Regions from separate parts of the Mus musculus genome. Here region 2 is linked to region 1. A link is a loop called in an ENCODE intact Hi-C map of the cell type or tissue named here. Cell type or tissue: left cerebral cortex. All regions are shown on one strand. Links, peaks and the distances in the headings refer to the core of each region. The heading gives the core; the rest is flanking DNA. Region 1 holds the start of n-TIaat15 (a tRNA gene). Region 2 has its middle 21 kb from the start of Vmn1r207.

Region 1 (2,915 bases), core at 274-2,773:
CACAAGTTCGAGGCCAGCCTGGGCTACACATTTGCCGGGCGGTGGTGGCGCACACCTTTGATCCCAGCACTTGGGAGGCAGAGGCAGGCGGATTTCTGAGTTCGAGGCCAGCCTGGTCTACAACGTGAGTTCCTGAACAGCCAGGGCTATACAGAGAAACCCTGTCTCAAAAAAAAAAAAATGGATGCCAAGGAACTCGTTTGAGTGTCTATGGCATCCTATAACTAGGCATATTTATGCCTAGGTGAAATGGAAGGACCTATTTACTGGCATATGGCATGACCTGATCAAGTATTAATACGGGGAAGAGTGAGACCCTGATCTGAAGTGGGGGTGGATACAGGAAAAATGCACACCTATCTATGGGAAGGAGAAAGAGGAGAGCAGGAAAGGACAACGGTAAAAAGGAAATCCATATGCATCCAGCCACAAAAATGAACTTTATGTGATTTATAAAATGATGCTGGTTTTAAATTTTACTCATATGCATGGAAGGACATATAGCTATTTTATTTTTTCCTTTAAAGAAACACAGGACACAAAGTCTCACAAGTAGGAACGGACTGGCTTCAGAGTTGCAGTCCTCTTGCCTCTGCCTCCCAAGTGCTGGAATACAGAGGTAAACAGTCCTGCTCATCCATAAAGTGTAATTTTAATAAACAGATGAGCAAAGCCAGAGTAAAGGGGCAAAAGTGCAGAGAAGCATTTCTAATATAATGTCAACAGCTCCTCGCAAACCACTGCTCCCCTATGCAGCAGTGCACTGGACCCACTATCACTGGCACTGCTCCTTTTACCCAGGCCGGGGAGGGAGAGGACACATGGCCCCAAATGACCTTTGGACCACAGTGTGTGTGTGCATTTATTCTCTGCAGTCTCCAATAGTATCTGAGTATTTTACCTGTCTCCTCAGCGTGGACCAGGCTGTCACCATCAGTCCCAGGACAACCCTGTGGAGAAAGCTCAAGCCACAGACATTATGGCAAGTTCTTTTATATCTTTAATTTTCTGTCAAGTTCCAACTAGCTTTGCTACAACAGCATGAACAGATCTGGAATTAAAGTGGATATTGTTATATGCTGTCCTCCAAATATAATTAAATGGTTCTCTCTCTCTCTCTCTCTCTCTCTCTCTCTCTCTCTCTCTCTCTCTCTCTCTCTCTCTCTCTCTCTCCTCTCTCTCTCTTCACCCCCACAGTTTCATAGGTGGAGCAATGGTCTGTGGCTGTGTATATAAATGTCACAAGTGCTCCCTCTAACGTCCCAGATTCGTTGTTGTAAGCAGTTCCTGTCCAGAAATCAGAGCAACCAGACTGTTCTCCTTTAGTATAACCTGTTCCTTTTTCATTGGTAGATTTTTGGGGAGGGGCTAGACTTTTTTTTTTTTTTTTACTGGGTAGATTTTATTCTCTCCTTGTACAAAGGCTCCATGGTGGCACATGACTCCATGATGCCAATCATAGAAGCAGTTCTGAGGATGGTAAACTGCTCACCTCCTGTTTATCCCGATCTGCAGAGATGACCTGTTATTAACTGTCGGAGTGCACATTAATGGAAGGCGTTGCATTCTACCCTCATTCTGCCTGAACTAAAGGTATATATGCAACAGGGATTGTTTTACTCCAGTAATTAAAATAAAATAAAATAAAATAAACCGGATTTTGCTATGTACCTGGAGCTGATCTAGAAGCTAGGAGAATTCTCAAATGCTAGAGAGGGACAACTACAGCATGCTTTGTCCTAGAGTTCTTTTGTTGTTGTTGCCCCCCCCCACACACACACACACACACACACAGGGTTTCTCTGTGTAGCCCTGGAACTCACTTTGTAGACCAGGCTGGCCTCGAACTCAGATATCCGCATGGCTCTGCCTCCGAGTGCTGGAATTAAAGGCGTGTGCCACCACGCCCGGCTGTCCTAGAGTTCTAATGTATCACAACATTTAAAAGCATATGAATAGATTTACAAAAGAGGAAAAGCAGCCCGTTACAGACAATCTAAAACTAGTTCGAGATTCCCAGGAAGCTGAACACAGATTCTCTCTCCATCTTTCCATTCCACCACCGCTGTCATGTGACTTTTCGTTTGCGCTGGGGGAAAAAAACAATAAACAATAAACAAAAATCAAAACAAAACAAAGCAAAAGAGAAGCTGAACCTGCTATCGTAATCCTACTGTATTTTCCCCCAAACCAAAGCATGGGAGCAAGACAGGGAAGGCGGTGGTCCGTTGAAATCATTAGTCTTTCTGGATTCTAAAAATAGCCGAAGCTGCCACCATAATCCTACTATATTTTTCCCTAAGCCAGCGCATGATAGGAAGACAGGGAAGGCAGCTGTCTAACGCAATCAGTAGTCATGTGATTCTAAGAATAATTAAATGCTGATTCTAAAATTAATTCGTAACTGCTGATTGGGCTCCTGACGGCTCTATGAAAACAATGCTCCAGGTGAGGCTCGAACTCACAACCTCGGCATCGCTCTCGCGCACACACTGTTGTATAAGTACCGCGCGCTAACCGATTGCGCCACTGGAGCATCCGTAGGACACTCCTGGTCACTCGTTACACGGCCTACGTAGAACATCCACCGTTCGCTATACTGTGGTGTGGGTGCATACCCAGCTATGCATCCAGTTGCAAGTCCTTTGATACCCGCACCAAGCGGCTATTACAGCCCTGGCGACCCGGTATGAGGCAGCAATCTGCGCGGTCCCAAAGCCTTTCCCCTCCCCTCCACCTTGGCGTGAAAGGATGCTCCCTGGGAAGATGCGCAGCCCTGGCAAACCGGATTGCTCAAAGATGCGGTTTTTTCCTTCTGCCCTGATCTGGTCTAACACATGCTAGAGAAACCGAGGAACTTGGTTCCAGAGCCATTAACTGATAATAATCACAGCAGCAGTGAGTTCATGCCTGCT
Region 2 (2,915 bases), core at 171-2,670, 520 kb before region 1:
GAAGCAGAACATATGCAGAGACCCACAGGAAGATATTTGGCAGAAAGGAAATCTATCTGGGAGGTCTACATCAAATCCTTCCCCTCGGAGTACAGGGGATCTTTTGGAAGAGGAGGCAGAAAGACTGTAAGAGCCAGAGAGAATGGAAGTTATCCGAAGAAAAAGGGCTTCTGAATCAACTCAGCAAGGTACATATGAGCCAAAGAGGCTAAAGCAGCAAGCACAGGGCCAGAATATACAGGAGGTCCTCTGGAGACTTGGGAAGCTCACTATTCAGAAACATAGTAGTTGTTCATTTTCTCACCTCTCATCATTCCTCTCAAAATAATTAAACCCTAATTAATCTGAAAATAACTTCTAAGCAAAACAGATGCTCTACCTTTGGGAGAGAGGGCAGCTGTACTTCAAGGACTGAGACCATGTAGTGGCCTTCCTTCCCTCCTGATACTGTGACAACATGAAACCTGAAGTCTGCAGTACCTGATGGCTGCCAAGAGCCTCACAGATCCAGACAGTACAAATATGACCTGGCAAGTATCACCTTCCCAGAGCTGCCCCAGAGTCTGTTTGTGCCACAGAGGTCCAAGTGAGAACATGGAGGTAAGATCTTAGATCTCCTCAGCTTTGCTATGGAGAGATGCTGAAGTCTCTAACTAGGCCAGGGCATAGTTGCAAGGCTTTGAAAGTCTTGGGTCCTCCACTTTTCTCTCTGATGATGACTAGATAACACAGTGCTCTATGACTACAGAAGAATATTATTAGGTGTCATTTTATTGAACTATATATTTTAAAGACTAGTGTTTGGTTTTACCCTAGTTCTGTGGCCTCTTTAGTCTCTAGTTCTTAGTCACACAAGAATTGTTGGGTATGGGTTCCTTCTGTTGGAGGGGGCCTTAAGTAACATCTGGTTGGTTGCCTAGTCCCATTAGTTCTTTGCCACCAGTGTCCTGGGGTATTTCCTGGCAAATTGTAGGTCAAAGGTTTTATGGTTAATTTGGCATTCATGTTTCTCTTTGTGAAGTCTGAAAGAATATCTCTACATATCAATCAGTTTTGAAGCAGGGATGAAGGCAACATGTAGGCACCAGCTCAGTGTCTCCATATTCAATGAGTTGTGTGGATCTTAGGCCTCTTATATCAGTTTTCAGAGGGCTACCTTTTTTCTCAGCAAATGCATGGTTGTTTGGAAATTTTTGTGGAACACCTTTGGCAAACAACTCAACTGAATGCATCCAACCATGACTCCTGAAAATCTCACCTGTATATAAGAGATGGCCAGTTCACACTTAGTTTCCCCATTACTAGAAGTCCTCATTAGGATCACCTTCATAGATCCCAGGAAGTTATCATTGCTCTGGATTTGTACCTTCAAAATACTCTCCAATTCCAGCTATCTCTCCCCACACTCTCTTCTGACCCCTCACATCCCCTTCAACATCAACATCATCCCCTTGTTTCTGTCATGTCATGTCATGTCATCCCCAGTTCATTTATAAATCTGTTCTTTTTTTTTTTTAATCTATTCTGTAGAGTCTTCTGCCTGCATGCATGCCTGAATACCAGAAGAGGGCACTACATATCCTTATAGATAATTGTGAGCCACCACTAGGTTTCTGAGAATTAAACTCAGGACCTCTGGGAGAGCAGCTTGTGCTCTTAAACTCTGAGCCATCTCTCTAATCCCCCCTCCCCTAAAATCTATTGAATTTACCCAACACAGATCCATGTGTGTTTCCTAGACCTGTCTCCTTTCCTCACCTTACTAAGCTTACAGGATGTAGCTAATTTGTTTTACTTATAAGGAAACAATATTTATTTTTCTGGGTCTTTGTTAACTGAACAGTTTTACTTACAAAAACTCATAGCAATGAGTCATTGGTCTGGTTCCAGGTCTCTGGCTTTGGCTACACTATCAACACTAGCTCTTCATGGGAACTCCTCTCAGGAATCTCATTTTTAACCCTGTGTCATAGATATCCTGCTGTGGGAACTAAAAGGGGGCACAGGAAGGAGAGGGAAGGGAGGATAGCCCACATTCAGCCGGAGTTCTTCCTATGTTCTGGGAAGGCAGACATGGGAGGGCTGACAAATGCTTTCCACTCTGCCCCTGATGGGCATGTAAGCCACTGACCCCACTCAACAGGGGTTGGACAAGGGGTAGCCCCTGACTGGGGGCCCTGGAACAACACCCTGTAGTTCCAGGGTTATGGGAGAAAGGGTTTAGGGAGAGAAGTTCCCACAGAGGTGAGAGTCTGCTCAGCGGCCCTTGATGGACAGAGACTGTCTATGGTTTTAGAGCTTTATTATAGAAAGGCAGAGAGAAAGAGAAAAGGTGGAAAGAGAGCGAGAGAGAGAGAGGCCAGCCATGGCCAAGACGAGAGAAGGGAGAAGAGAGAGAAAGAAGAAAGGCTAGAGAGTAAGACGGAGAGAGAGGACGAGAGTGAGAGGAGAGTAAGGGGGTTAAGAGCAAGAGAGTGAGGAGTAAGAGAGCAAGGAGGGGCCAAACAGCCCCTCTTAAAGTATGATCTTATCTTACTGTTGCTAGGTAACTGGGGAGGAGTCTAGCCTGAAGGTCAGAAGCTTGGGACATTGCCTACATGACTACTAACCATGCTTCTCTGTTGGGAGCTATTAAGACAACACTATTGTCCTGATCTCTGAATTGGGCCTCTCCCCCCCGAGAAGAAAAGGGGGTCAAAAGCGGGCCACCAACACACCACTCCAAGAACAACCACAGATTGTTCCAGCCCTAAGTCAGCGCCAGATGTCCTGACTACAAGATGTACCCTGTTACCACCAAGTTCCTGCTTCCCCGTGTAGTCGCCAAAAGAAAACTTTCTGCTGCCCCATCCCTCCTACTGAGAAGTACTTCCTCTTTTCCCACTGCCCCATCCCTCCTGCTGAGAAGTGCTTCC

What was found. Peaks named below come from ENCODE experiments on the same cell type or tissue, not always from the same donor. Only the 100,000 strongest peaks of a DNase experiment are listed, where the experiment ranks them.
Region 2: it touches region 1 in a loop (5-fold over the local background); 2 of 42 quality-filtered maps call a loop at or near these places.

Annotation. Positions count from the first base shown.
Region 1 is chr13:23,267,981-23,270,895 of GRCm38, forward strand. n-TIaat15 (a tRNA gene) reads right to left here and starts at 2,536; the gene lies at 2,441-2,536. It also overlaps the pseudogene Vmn1r-ps135. In left cerebral cortex, for the core only: a CTCF peak has its summit at 1,262; DNase peaks (open chromatin) are centred at 1,266, 1,907 and 2,585; H3K4me3 peaks cover 917 bases; H3K27ac peaks cover 559 bases.
Region 2 is chr13:22,746,127-22,749,041 of GRCm38, forward strand. No RefSeq gene overlaps it. Among named protein-coding and RNA genes, the nearest start is that of Vmn1r207, 21 kb to the left of the region's middle. In left cerebral cortex, for the core only: a CTCF peak has its summit at 1,560 (motif pointing right); DNase peaks (open chromatin) are centred at 1,541 and 1,978.